Regions from separate parts of the Mus musculus genome. Here region 2 is linked to region 1. The links are chromatin loops, found by intact Hi-C in ENCODE. Cell type or tissue: left cerebral cortex. All regions are shown on one strand. Links, peaks and the distances in the headings refer to the core of each region. The heading gives the core; the rest is flanking DNA.

Region 1 (8,231 bases), core at 1,388-6,387:
TAATTTGCTTAGTTAGGGGAGTGTCTTTGAACTTCTTGGGCCAAGTTTGTGGTCAAAGCTGCAATCCCAGAGGAAGTAGCAGATGTTGAGCTCTCGTAAGTGAGGCTCCTTCTGGACATCTTCATGTTGACAGCGCTCCAATGTTCTGTCTCCCATGGATAATTCACAGCCTACAGTCCATAACAGCCTCCGTTTAAGTTTGTAGACTTGAGAAATGCTATTAATGTAATTGAAATCAGTGTGATATTTCACATGTGCATGTACTGCACATGTGTTAAATCTTACCCCCTTCTCCATATCTCCTTTTGTAAATCCCCATCCCCTAGACCACAGCCGACTGATGGAACCTCTGGCTGAACGTTTGCTGAAGTTTCCAAGTCCTGCTCCTGTGCACTTGACCTTTGATGGTTCTGTCCAATGTTGATCCCAGTCAGCCCTATTTGAGCTCTATGAGGTTTGTTAGTTAAAGCAAAGCTTCCAGTGCAGAAATCACATAGCAGAGACCTCACGGGGTTTCACATGAAGCTTCTTCCCTCCGTGGGTCACTTAAGCCAGAGCGAGGTGCAACAGAAAGAGACCAAGGAGAGGGAGAAGCAGAGGTGGAGCTTGGACCATAGAAGGGCCTAGAAAGCTCAAGTGAAGCCTTTGCGATTTATTCCAGTTGCCTGGGGCATATAGGGAAAAGTCAGCAAAGAGTAAAATGATATGACCCAGGCTTCGTGGGAAGAGTGAACAGGCATCTGACACACACCTGCAATTCCAGCAGTCGGGAGACTGAGGCAAGGTCTTAGGTGTAATGCCAGCTGGATTCAAGAGCAGCCTGGCCTGCAAAAGACAGAGGAAATATTTTTCTGGCTCACACTGGTCTGAAGAGCATGTCTTCTATATTTCCTACAAATCTATAAGACACTTAGCACCTCCTACCATAGCCTACTCAATCCTAAGACAGGTACAGTAAGTACATGGGACTTACCAGGTCTTCATTAGAACAGCAAGAGTTTCAGTAACGAAACAAATAATGCTCTAATGATGTAAGAATAGCCAAGTAAGGGAGAACTGCTGCTCAAAGCTTTGCCTGGAAAGTCTGTGAGGTCTCCCTTCTGTCCAGCACTGGCAGGGACTCCAGTGGTTGTTGTCTTAAGTACCTACTTCCTCCCCTTTTCAGAGGACAGTTTGACCTATTGTACCTACTAAAATTTTAAGTGCTCATTAGATTTGACCTCGAAATTTTACCTCCAGCGTACTCCCTACAGAAACAGTTAAGTCTGTACAAACTTGTAAGTACCATAGCATTGACTTCCAGTTTCCGTAATAGTGGAAATTGAAAATCTAATTATCTCTTATTAGTATAATAGTTAATTCGTTGAGACTGATATTACAGCTTGAATACAATATCTAAGATATACCAGTTTGAACTCTTGGAAGCAAGAGTATTATGGATCAGTGAAAAGGAAATTAGAAACTAGTTTTGAGATAATATGTGTTCTAAGATCCCTCTCCCAGAGAAGATGAGTGTTTCTTTTATGTGAAACCATGCTTACAAATACCTACGATATCATAGTCACACTCTACAGAGGTAGCCTTGGAACATGGGGAGCAATGAAGGAGAGTAGCAAATAAAAGGAAATCACCAGATTGAAAGCACTCTGTGACTTTTTTCTAATAAAAGTACACCTGGCTATTTGATAAGTGACTTTGTGGGGGGTATTTTTGTAGTTTGGTTTAGTTTTGTTTTTGTTTGTTTTGTTTTTTGAGACAGGCTCTCATGTGTCCCAGGTTGTCCCTGGACATAGCATATAGCCAAGAATGACCTTGAACTTCTGACCCTCCTGCCTCTGCTACCGGAGTACTGGGGTTGGAGTTGAATTCTTCCACAACTTGGTTTATGTAAAGCTATGAGTCAGACCCAGGTCTTTGTGCAAATTAGGCAACTGCTCTCACAACTGGGCTCCATCTCCTCTTCCCCTACTCGAGAGTGCACACACACACACACACACACACACACACACACACACACACACAGCAGCAGCAGCAGCAGCAGCTATATGTGAGTTTAAAAATGAGAGAGAAGGGAAGGAAGGAAGGAAGGAAGGAAGGAAGGAAGGAAGGAAGGAAGGAAGGAAGGAAGGAAGGAAGGAAGGAAGGAAGGAAGGAAGGAAGGAAGGGAGGGGAGGGGAAGGGAAGGGAAGGGAAGGGAAAGGAAGGAGGGGGAGGGAGAAAGGAAAAGGGAGGGAGAGAGAGAGAGAGAGAGAGAGAGAGAGAGAGAGAGAGAGAGAAGAAAACCTTTAAGAAATTTATGAATTTCTTGGGCAAATGGATGTATCTGCAGGATATCATTCTAAGTGAGGTAACCCAATCACAAAAGAAGTCACTTGATATATACTCACTAATGCCCAAAAACCTAGAATACCCAAGATACAACTTCCAAAACACAAGAAAATCAAGAAGGAAGACCAACTCGTGGATACTTCATTCCTCCCTAGAATAGAAAATAAAATATCCATAGAAGGAGTTGCAGGGACAAAGTTTAGACCTAAGACAAAAGGATGGACCATCCAGAGACTGCCCCACCCAGGGGTCCATCCCATAATCAGCCACCAAATGCAGACACTATTGGATATGCCAGCAAGATTTTGCTGAAAGGACCCTGATATAGCTGTCTCCGATGAGGCTTTGCCAGTGCCTGGCAAATACAGAAGTGGATGCTCACAGTCATCTAGAGCTAGAGAAAGTACCCAAGAGCTGAAGGGGTCTGCAACCCTATAGGTGGAACAACAATATGAACTAATCAGCATCCCCAGAACTCGTGTCTCTAGCTGCATATGTAGCAGAAGATGGCCATCATTGGGAAGAGAGGCCCCTTGGTCTAGCAAACTTTATATGCCCCAGTACAGGGGAATGCCAGGGCCAAGAAGTGGGAGTGTATGGGTAGGGGAGCAGGACTGGGGGAGGGTATAGGGGACTTTTGGGATAGCATTTGAAATGTAAATGAAGAAAATATAAAAATAAAAATAAATAAAAAAATAAAAATAAATAAAAATAAAAAAGAAAAGAAATATGCCCAGCCTGAATGTTATCTATTCTAAACTCTACTTGTGAACTAGTTGCTATTCCAGTTTCCTTAGTTCCTGAATCTACCATTGTTCAAGCCCTAACAATCTTGTGCTTCCACAGTGCCCTGCCGGGGTCCCTGCATGCTGCACATCTGATCTCTGGGTAAACTGTTGTTTTGTCTTGTACCCACCCAGATGCTATGTCCCAGATGTCATCAATGTAAATTATTTCATTGGTCTCCTGGGCAGCCAGGACCCTAAAAGGTTTGGTGGAATTATAGGAAACTGGATGTTTAACAGGATTCGCCATGCTTGAATGGAGCTGCAGTCATAACCACTTTTCCCACAGAGCATAGGTGTCAAGGACTGACTCTGGCAGCCATCCCTCTCCCTAAATGGCTCCAGGTTTGTTTCCTCTGCCTCAATACAAGCAAACAGTGCCCTCTTCTGACAGGCAGCAGAACTCTATGGAGCAACAACTTTGAGGATTATCACTAGGTTCTGAATCTAACACAGCAAGCCGAAGACACTGCAAAATAGTGTTCACCAGTAAGGGACTCATGTGTAGAAAAAGCTGATGCTCTCATTCTGCCATGGATCCATGTCCCGAGTTTACAAGGATTGAGAAAAGATGGTGAAGATCTTTTTGCAATTTGTTGGTTTCCTTTTTGTCCTATTGACAGTGTCCTTCGACTTACAGAAGCTTTGCAAATTTATGTGGTCCCACTTACAGATTCATTAGCTTAGAGCATAAGCCATTGGTGTTCGGTTCAGGAAACTTTCCCCTGTTTTCATGTGTTCAAGGGTCTTCCCCACCATCTCCTCTATTAGACTCAGTGTATCTGATTTTATGTGGAGGTCCTTGATCCACTTGGACTTGAGCTTTGTACAGGGAGATAAGAATGGATTAATTTGCATTTTTCTACATGCTGATCTCGAGTTGAACCAGCACCATTCCGACTGGATGGTTTTAGCTTCTTTGTCAAAGATCAAGTGTGTTGGTTCTTTTCAGGGTCTCCAATTCTATTCCATTGATCTACCTGCCTGTCTCTATACCAATATCACGCAGTTTTTATCACTATTGCTCTATAGTACAGCTTGAGGTCGATAAAGATGACTCTGCCAAATGTTCTTTTATTGTTGAGAGTAGTTTTTGCTATCCTGGGTTTTTTTGTTATTCCAAATGAATTTGATAGGGCTAATATCCAATATATACAAAGAACTCAACAATTTGGACTCCAGAGAACCAGATAACCCTATTAAAAATGGGGAACAGAGCTAAACAGAGATTTCTCAACTGAGGAAACTTGAATGACCAAGAAGCACCTAAAGAAATGTTAAACATCCTTAGTCACCAAGGAAATGCAAATCAAAACAACCCTGAGATTCCACCTCACACCAATCAGAATGGCTAAGATCAAAAACTCAGGTGACAGCAGATGCTGGCAAGGATGTGGAGAAAGAGAAACACTCCTCCATTGTTGGTGGGATTGCAAGCTGGTACAACCACTCTGGAAATCAGTCTGGCGGTTCCTCAGAAAATAGACATAGTGCTACCTAAGGACCCAGCTATGCCACTCCTGAGCATATACACAGAAGATGCTCCAACATATATTAACTACACATACTCCACTATGATCAGAGCAGTCATATTTACAATAGCCAGATGTCCCTCAACAGAGGAGTGGATACAAAAAATGTAGTACATTTACACAATGGAATTCTACTCAGCTATTAAAAACAATGACATCATGAAATTCTCAGGCAAATGGATGGATCTAGAAAATATCATCCTGAGTGAGGTTACTCAGCCACAAAAGACCACAAATGGTATATACACACTGATAAGTGGGTATTAGACAAAGTGTGGAATACTCAGGATAAAACTCACAGAATGTATGAATCTCAAGACGAAGGAAGACCAAAGAGTGGATGCTTCAGTCTTACTTAGAAGTAGAACAAAATAATCAAGGGAAGTAGACAGTGGCAGGGACTCGGGAGGAAGAGAGGTGGGTGTGAGGAAAAAGAGGGGCAAAATCAGGTATGAGAGGAGATGGAGGAGATGTACAGAGGGCCAGGAAATTGAACAGAGGTGTATAGCAATGGGGGATGGGAAACTCGGGGTAGCCACCAGCAAGTCCCAGATGCCAGGAAAGTCACAGGCTCCCAGGACCCAACAGGAATGGCATTAGCCAAAATGTCCAACAAAGGAGAGGGAAAACCCTGTAGAGACCATATCCAGAGGTTAGTCATGGCCCTCCGTATGAGGGATGGGGCTACTGACCCATCTCCAAAATTTTAACACACAATTGCTCCTGTCTAATAGCAATACAGGGACAAAGAGTAGAGCAGAAAATGAAGGAAAGGCCATCCAGAGATTGCCCCCGAGGATCCATCCCACATGTAGACACCAAACCCAGACACTATTGCTTATACCAAGAAGTGCTTGCTGAGTATAAAAATAAATTAAATAGTATAAATTAAAATAGTATAAAAATAAATTAAAAAGATAAAATAGAAAGAAAAGATGGTGAAGACCCAAACAACAGGATAGGTCCCATTTATCAAACTGACAGCGAAAAATAATTAAAGAGTTTAAGTTTCTACCACTATGACACAGAGGAAATAACACCATGGTGTGGAAGATCAGCTCCAGCTTCCTGAGCAGCAGTCTGGAAGCAGACTTTGTTATTATTGTTGTTATTTATTATTATTTCTGTAAAGCTCTTTACTATATGTCATCCAGTAATGATACACTTGGGGACATTTCCAGGAAAACAGTCCCAAAGAAAACAAAGCAGTTGATATAAAGAGGCTTAGAGCTGTGACATATTTTATTTTTATAGAGTGGGAAACTGGGAAGAATTCGAGTGGTACACGGTAAAGGAAGGCTTCCCCAGTGGTCAGTGCCATACTACAGTGGTCCTCTGCCACAGAGTCAGTAAGAATGGTGATTCCATGACTGACAGCAGACACAAACCATGTGAATGGAGATTACCGAATGCTGTTCCCATTCTGACTGTAACCCAAGTATGTTGGGCTTTAAGCTAAATAATGAAAGTTCAGCATCCGTACTCATTTTCAATGCTGTGCGGTACTGAGCATCAAGAAGAGAGGTGAGAAAATGACTCAGGTATTGCTGTCTGCCTTCTCCCTCACTGCCTTATTTGAAGTGAGTGTCCTTTCTCTGTTTGGTGTTTGGGACGTCTCACCAATAACTTGTAAAGCCAAAGCGTGTCACTCACTAAAGTCTAGAAAAGAAAAGAGCCAGAGAGAGGAATGAAACTCTCCTTTTAACGTATAACTTCCCACTTCTGGCTCATAAAGACACATATTTGAGAAAATTCTAGGTCCATTTGTCATTATTTAAAATCTCTAATTAAAGGCTGAAAATCCATGTTTACCCAGAAGGTTCAGTAATATAAAACATCAATCCAAAATTGACCAAGTTTCTAGGATTCCTAATAACAGCTTTGCCCTAGACCCCACATCAGGCATCTAAGCAGAAACATTGAGCCTTTGTCATCAATTGTTACTGACAATTCATTAAGACCTTGGTCTCCTAGGCCTCATTTGCCAGAGATTTTGTGTAAGTCTAGCCAAACAAGGCATGAGTTCCATTATCTTCACAACCATGGAGGCCTTCAGGGGCAGCAGGACCCTGAATCAAGGTAAGTAAAAGTATAGGCAATAGTGTGGTTTCTGAATGATCTGGCTTGAGTCTCAGCAAATCAATCTCCTTGGAGCTATCAGACACTATATTACAAAATCAGATCCCAAGAATCCTTCCCATCCCTTTTACCAACCCACAGACTGAAACGGTGCCATCTGTCACTTAGACATCTATGATGGCTTCACCAGTCTGCATCCTCATTCCATTCATCATGGGCAGCAGGCACAGTGCCTGGAAGCCCAGTCTCCTCCCAGACTGGATAATGATTTCACGGCCTTCCATACCCTCACTCCTAGCTTCTTCTCTAGCCCCATCATCTCTAACCTCTCCCTGCTCTGCCTCGGGCACACTGACCTCATGGCTAAGTGTGCTCTGAACTCTGAACCGTGTACTATCTAATCCCTTTCACAGATGCTGCCCTATTGAACATACCCTGCTCATGTTGGCATTTCTTAGTCAGCTTGAGAGACTTCTCTTTCCCTTCCTGGCACTCACTGACTTCTGGCTTCTTTCCAGTGCTCACTGCATCACTCATGGTGTACTTAACTATATCTTCACAAAAGCAGGGAGTGTATCACTTTTCTGAATTTCCAATACTGGATAGATGGATACAAGAATGGATGGAAGCATGCACAGATCTGTGGATTTGTGGACGGAAGGAAGGAAGGATGAATGAATCTATATGAAGGAGGGATGGATGGAGGAACTTCGGCTGTGGAGATCCTCAGCTGTGCACACCTTTATGCAAGTAATCTTTGCTATGGAAAGTTCCAGAAGGGAAAACCATCCAGAAAGCAATTCTCTGTCAATCATCCTAGTAAATTGTCTGAAAAGAAGCTAGAAGGGAGCATCTAAACACTCCATACACTTTCAGCTTCCAATCACTCGTTAGAGGACTCTCTGGTCACAGCTACTCTAACCTCTAACAGTGAATGTTGGGGCTGGTTGTTGTTTTTATTAATTGGGAGCTGTGTTGTATGCAATCTTTGTGTAGAGTCTGGTCTTAAGTTCTTAACAACTCCTGTGGGATCCAGAGTATTGTATCTCGTTCTTTATTTCTTGTGCACCTGCAATAGAACTACATTGCTGGAGACCCTGAAATAGTGCCTTGTCCCTGAATTCCAAATGATGTCAAAACTGGAGAAATTTCAGAAACATCCCAAGAATAGCCTATGCATACTTAGCTATCTGTAATGGACATAAGTTAGCCTGCATTTCTTATTTCAGATAATTTTTGCTAACCACTAATGGAAATCCATACAACAAAGATATGTGTGTTCATTTGTTCTAGAAATTAGTCTTTAGTTCATCAAAGAAACAGGGCTGCTCTCAACTTTTCATACAGGGACAGAAAGGAAAAGTTAGTAACTGTGTAAATGGCAAACTTTGGCACAGACCAGTATCAATGCAGTAATAGAACCTCAATCTTTCTATTTGAAGAAGATGAAATGTAAAATATTCCAGACTAAGTTTTACATTTTCTATAATTTTAAATACAATTGTTG
Region 2 (6,615 bases), core at 1,616-6,615, 1.3 Mb before region 1:
GTCTACCAGAATCCCATTTCCTGCCCCCAGCTCATTGGCCATCAGCTTTTCTATTGGCAGACAGTGCTTATTCTCTCTATACCCGAATCTCGATAGGAGAAGAAATAGAACAGATATTAAGGGCAGATTGGAACCAGGTGGGGTTGGGTGCAGGTGGCTGGGGATCAGGTGGCAGGGTGTGGGGTGGAGGGAGAGAATTTGAAGAGAGATGACTGGGATTGGGGAGGGGCTTTGTGGGGATGGTGTGAACATGAGTGCAGTGAAACTTCCTAGACTATGAAGATGATCCTAATGAGTACTCCTGGAAATGGGCAGTGTGGAATCTCAACTGACCACCTTTTACAGCCAGGCAAAGCTTTCGTTGGTGGGATCAGAGTGCATGCAATTAAGCTATTGGCTAAGGGGTTCCCATGGAAATCACCAAACATCCCGAGCTATTGCTAAGACAAAAGGCTGCTTTCCACCAAGTGACAGCAGGGCCCCATTGCTGAGGACAACACCCACACAACTCATTGAACATGGAAAAGTCAAGCTGGTGTATATCTGGAACCCTCACTTGTATGCTCTAGTCTCTTTAGCATGGAAGAGTGCTCTGCAGGCTACTGAAAGAGAAATATGAACACCAATCCAGCCACAGAACTCCTGACCTATAATCTGTCCTGCCTAGTAGCCTATCAATGTGTGATCTGATCTGTGACCCACTTCACGAAAAGGAACCCATGCCCAACACAGTTCAAGTGACCAAGAACCAAAAACTAGATAGTGAAGAGATCTGGGGTAAATTAAAATATTACTGGAAAAAATCAATAAAATGATTTCTAATGATATACTTGTAGATAAATGTCTTACCCAGTCATCATCAGAGAGGCTTCATCTGACAGCATATGGGAATGAATGCAGAGAGCCACAGCCAGACATTATGCAGAGAGAGTGTCTACGTTGGAGGTCTCCATCAAATCCCTTCCCTCAGAGGCAGAGAACATGGAGGACACCAGGAGAAAAGGCCCTTGGAATGAACCAAGTAAGGCACACATGAGCTCACAGAGACTGAAGCAGCAAGCATAGGGCCTGCAATAGGTCTTTTGCATGTATACTATAGCTATTAACTTAGTATTTTTATGGGACATGTTACTGTGATAATGAGTGAGTCTCTGACTCTGGTACCTGCTCTTGGGACTCTTTTCCTTCTGTTGGGTTGCTGTGTCCAAGTTTGATATGGTAGTTTTTTCTTCATCTTATTGTATTTTATTTTGTAATGTTTGGTGGTTGTCTCTTAGAAGTCTATCTTTCCTAATGAAAGACAGAAAGGGAGTGGATACAGTGGGGAAGAGCTGAGAGGAGTAGAGAGAGGGTAAACTATAATCAGGATATGATTAAAGGTATGAGTAAAGAATTTCTTTTCCATACAAGAGAAAAAAAATGGGCAAAACCAAAGACTTGCTTTGCTGAGTATCATAAACATGAATGGATAATTATGGTTAAGGACAAAGTCCCATACCACACATTTCAGAAGAAATTTTGAATGGCAAAAAATTGTTAGAGTAGAGATGCTCACAGATGGCCTCTCTAAAGATAATGAATATATGTATGGAAAGTGAGCAAACTACCTTATTGCATAGGAGGTGTGATACCAGACTCATGGCCGCTGGCTTGATTTTATTGCTTTAGAGAGCATGCTAACTCTTGGGAGTCACCTTTAACTTTTGACTCTATAAAGGTATATCAAAAGGAAATGAGAAACTATTCTGTCCTTCCCTGGCAAATGGAGTTTCATTTCAGCAGCAGAAGTGGCTGAAACTCCAGGGCTGTGAAAGCAGAGGTTGAATGAATTTAAGCCACAGAAGCACTGGCATCTTCCAGACCTAAGCAGGGGAAGTAACAGCAAATAACCAAAATAGGTACATAGCAGGCTGATGGAAATCTCTATAATGCTGTGTGGTACACAGGTCTGATAGAGCACTCCCCTCCTTTTATTTTAAACTTTCCAGTTGAGTTACATATATATGCCACATCCTTCTGTGAAGGAGATTGGTCAGAATGACCTGTGTCTGAATTTTAATCACACTGGGGCTTTTGAGGGGCGCCTTACTTTGAGTGTTCCTGTCCAGTCAGTAACTCTGCTTGACAACTCTATTTTAGAGGGAACAATTTTCTGATTCTGATGCTTCTATGGCAGCATCTAACCTCATTGTCTAAGAGCTCCATCTTCCTTTTGCACTATTTTTTTTTCCTCTGAGGCCAGGGAACAGATGCATAAGTCCTAGTGAGGTGAAGCTCTGGAGCTCCGGTTTCATTGTCTTCCATTCTGTGTATTTTTCTGGGCTGAACTTCTGCCAGCAGATGATCTGCACCATTTTTTCCAGTAGATTGCATGAAGATGGCTGGCAACTGCATGTTACAGGTGCATAGCCAACACCTCAAGAGTGACAGGGTCTAATGGACAAGTTGGTCCTCAAAATCCCACTTTTCCCCCTTCAGTTCACCTATGATGACATAATGGCTGAGCAGAACAGAAATGAATTGGAGAGAAAGCAAGGGAGGACTTTGGGGACTAGGGTGAGAGGAAGGCAACCCAGCTTCTAACCCACAGGGTTTTGAGTCAGTCTCTAAGCACTTGTTGGAGCCATGGTGTATTCAATACTACTCCAAGCTCTGGGAGTGTAGAGGCTAAAGAAAGTATCTGAAAACCAAACTAAGCAAACATCTAACCAAACCAAACCAAACTAACCAACCCAACCAAACAAATCCAACCAAGCAACTAGCCAACCCAAACCAATCAATCAACTAAACCAGTCAACTAGCCAACCAAACCAACCAATCAATCAACCAACCAATGAACTAACCAACTAACAAACTAATCAAATGAACTAACCAACCAAACCAGACAACCGACCAACAGAACTAATTCAACCAACCTATCAGCCAACTAACCAACCCAACCAACTAAACTAACCCACTAGCCAAACAAACTAATCATTCAAGCTAGCTAACTGACCAAAGGAATCAATCCTAACAACTTACCAACCAGCCAAACCAAGCAACCAACCAAACCAATCAACTAACCAAACTAACCATCCAAACCAGCTAACCAACCAACTTAACCAACTCAACCAACCTATCAAACAAGCAACCTAACCAATCCACCCACCCACTCAATTACCCACCCACTAACCAACTCAGCCACCAACCAACCCAAACCAACCAACCAACCAACCAACCAACCAACCCAATCAACCAACGGAACCAACCAAAGACACCCTCACACCACCACTAGCACCCCGCCCCCACACACATAAATTTAAACCATCAAACTCCCTGCCCTCATCAACAAAGATAATATCTAGTAGCAAATACTTGGGAAGTAAATGGATGTCTCGATTCAGGCAGTGACAGCAGGGGTGACAGCTGGGGGCAGACACAGCTTCCCATTTTGTAATACTGTAATACTGTTAAGCACTGCCTTAACCCAAATTGATTTCACTGACTTTAAGATTCCAGGCTCTTTGTGTGACAAATGTCACACTTGTGTACACGCGTTTTTACTTTATTTAGAGTGCCAGTTTAAAGGGTTGCAAGGAAGAAAAAGGACTAGTGTGCCTTTGTGGGTAAGCTCTGAGAAGAATTACCTCTGAGCAGAGTGGACAAAACCTCTCTAGGAAAGCCGCCAGGTGGCACCTGTAAGGCGCAGATGGAGAGAGTCATTTGCCCCACCCCCACAGGCCGGACTATCCAGACTACCCCTCACCCCTCGGGTTTGTTCGCGAGGAAGTGGGGGAGTTTCAGTCTCTTTCCAGACAGCGTGATTACACACCAAAATTTTCTGACACCTCAAACACACCGAGGGCGGATTGTCTCCACACAACCAGGCTGTCAAAGGCATGAGCCTGGTGGTTGGGAACACTTAGGCACTCTGCAAGGTGGGGAGTGGCTGTGGGCTGCCCCTGTGCCCAGGTCTGCTCAGTCTGGGTCTAGGGGAAAACACTGGCAAGGGAGAAGCAGTTCTCAGGACCGTGACACGCAGAAGTCACCAGAACGTGGGACAGCGCTTCACACTCCTCTAACGCCCAATCCTCCTCCCAGGGACAGTCAGTGGGGACTAGTCTGAGCTACCTTCTCACATCCTTTTACATTTCCGCCTTCTGCAGTCTCTTCTCCTGTCCGGGTCGCATTGTGATTGCCTTGCCCCCCCCCCCCCCCGCCCCGCGCGCTTCGCCCCTGTGATCCCGCACCCCAGGATTGGCAGCTGACCCCAGAGACAGCAGAGTCTGAGTGGTGGGTGTCAGTAAACAGAAGCAGCGTGTTGTGGTCATTTCGAGCTGTGCGGTCGGGCCACCAACTCCATCTGTGGCAGGGAGGCGAGCTGCACCAGTTGCGAGACTGCTGCTGTTCCTCTTTGGTGGCTGGTTGGTGACATTGGGAGGAGACCGCTCCGAGGGAGTGAGCCTAAGACGAGGAGGAAGAGAGGCAGGGCGTTGGGGGTGGGGACGTGGCGACAGTGCCAGGGGGCGTGTGAGCTGCGGGCGAGGAGCAACTTCTCCCGGGCGCGCGCTGCGGGGCGGCGGGCGGAGCGTGAGCTGCCAGCCCAGAGCAGGGAGCGGGGAGCGGGGAGGCTCGGCCCGCGCCCTGCACGCTACCATCCTCCGGGTTCCCAGCCCCGGGTGCTGAGCTCGCCGCTATAAATAGCAGGTTACAGCTTCTGCTTGGGCGCACACGCTTTCACTGGAGAACGCAGGAAAGTCATCCTGAAAAGTGTCTGCCGCTGCTATCGCCCCCTACTCAGCCTCTGCAAGAGGTAACATCCTGCCTGGGATCCTGGGGCTCGGGAGGGAATTTTGCAGGGTGCGGAGGGTGAGGATGGGTGAATCCATAGGCTGTAGTCGTGCGCATCGGACAGTTCAGGGTGGTGGTGGTGGGGAGTACGTCCTGCCTGAGAGACAGCTGGTGTGTTTCTTATCAAGTTTCCCAGCTTGCAGCCAAGATCGTCCCTTCAGCCTTGCTTCCCAGGGACCCTGGCTGCTGGTGGTACCCCTGTGACCCTGATTACTGTCTAGTGGAGCTCGCTTGGTCTGGGGTGAACACCACACACACACACACACACACACACACACACACACACACACACGCACACACATATGAGTTCCAACTCCCAGGTGACACTGAGTTCTGGCCCAGCTTATGGTCCCTTTGAGCTGTTCTTAAAAGGTGCTGCAGCGACCTGGAGTGCTTAGGGACTGCTTCTCAACCCTAGTCCCAGTCACTGGCTGTCTCCTGCTTCAGAGGAAGTGGTCCTGGTCCTTAGAACAAGGAAGGCATGCTGGGGTTGCAGTTGCCTAAAGAGCTCTCTTTTCATGGCTATCTCCAGCCCCACCTTCAGCAACTCCTGCCCTCTCCGTCCCCCCAACACCACCCCCCCAAGTCAGGCCTGTTACCCCTAGGCTACCTTCATGTTCTACCTACCCCAAAGAGAAGTCAAGAAAGAGTTAGAAAATCAGGGCTTCAAAGTAAGAGTGGGTGATGAGAGGCTCCTCTGGAGTCTCAAATTTGCACTACAGCCTACTTGAGCTTATCTGGCCCCTCTAGCAGGACAAGGGTCCTGAGCAAACCCAGGAGCCTGCTGCTAGTATGGACTTTCAGGCTTGCAACTGGCTAGCTCTAGGTGATGCGAGAACCAGAGGCACCGGTGTTTGCCCCTCTCCACCTTTGATTTTGCTTCCCTCAGGGGAGGTGGTTTCTGCCCCAGAGGACACCCAGAGGTTTCTGTTTGGAGACAGAAGCTTTATAGGTAGGGATGTGCATATTGATGAGATAGTTGCAGCCACACAAAACTTATTGGAAAAACCCCAGAGGAGAGAGAGGCAGCAGTGCTGTTAGGGGACCGAGGTTTGTTAAGGGAAAGGATGCTCAGTTGATTATGTGGTTCCTGCAGCGTCAACTTACCAGGGAAACCCTGCGGGACATTCAGTCACGCTGGTCTAAATGATGTAGAATGTCTTCTTTGTTCATCTTACTTTATGTTTTTCTTTCTCCTGATTCTGGCTTCCTTGCTCTTTCCAAAATGACATTTGAGGTCATTATGTGGGTATTACATTTTGCTTACATTTCCCTTCAGTCTGAAAGAAGTTATTTATAAAGGTGTAGCTCTATAAAATACATGAAAGAGCAGAAGACAGGGATGAGTTCATCTCTCCTATGATGGGCACTAGGTGGCCCCTTTTATAGGTGTACATCTACATTTAGAGGACTTGTTCGCACAGAAATTTTCTTAGTGAGTTCTGGAATCAGAATGTTATCAATCTGACTTGGTTCAGAGACTCAGCAAGAGAGTGGCTGCCTGATGCTGTGTTAAAGGTAGAGTTAGGAGAGGTTTGGACAAGTGGGTACTGTCAGCTTACTCGGTGTGGGAGGAAATACATTAGCTCATGTTCTTTGGGATATACTCCAGGGAAACATTGACATGAAATCACAGTAATTGATCAGTGCCTCTGGGCTCAGCACATGGGCCTTAAACTCAAACCTGTAGGAGTTGCACTAAGTTAAAATGCTTCTGCAGAAAAATAAAGGAGAGAAAGAAAGAAAGAAGGAAATAAAGGAAGGAAGGAAAAAGGGGGCGTTTTA

What was found. A loop is a pair of places that touch in the nucleus more often than their neighbours do. Peaks named below come from ENCODE experiments on the same cell type or tissue, not always from the same donor. Only the 100,000 strongest peaks of a DNase experiment are listed, where the experiment ranks them.
Region 2: it touches region 1 in a loop (3-fold over the local background); 3 of 42 quality-filtered maps call a loop at or near these places.

The regions. Positions count from the first base shown.
Region 1 is chr8:82,686,056-82,694,286 of GRCm38, forward strand. No RefSeq gene overlaps it. Among named protein-coding and RNA genes, the nearest start is that of Zfp330, 84 kb to the right of the region's middle. In left cerebral cortex, for the core only: a CTCF peak has its summit at 3,512 (motif pointing left); a DNase peak (open chromatin) is centred at 3,464.
Region 2 is chr8:81,338,006-81,344,620 of GRCm38, forward strand. Gm51582 reads right to left here and starts at 4,648. Exons shown (of 2, transcript XM_030243908.1): 1 at 4,249-4,648. The coding sequence starts at 4,637. Inpp4b (inositol polyphosphate-4-phosphatase, type II) reads left to right here and starts at 4,557. Exons shown (of 25, transcript NM_001024617.3): 1 at 4,557-4,792. In left cerebral cortex, for the core only: a CTCF peak has its summit at 3,655 (motif pointing right); DNase peaks (open chromatin) are centred at 3,782, 4,518 and 5,779; H3K4me3 peaks cover 1,659 bases; H3K27ac peaks cover 912 bases.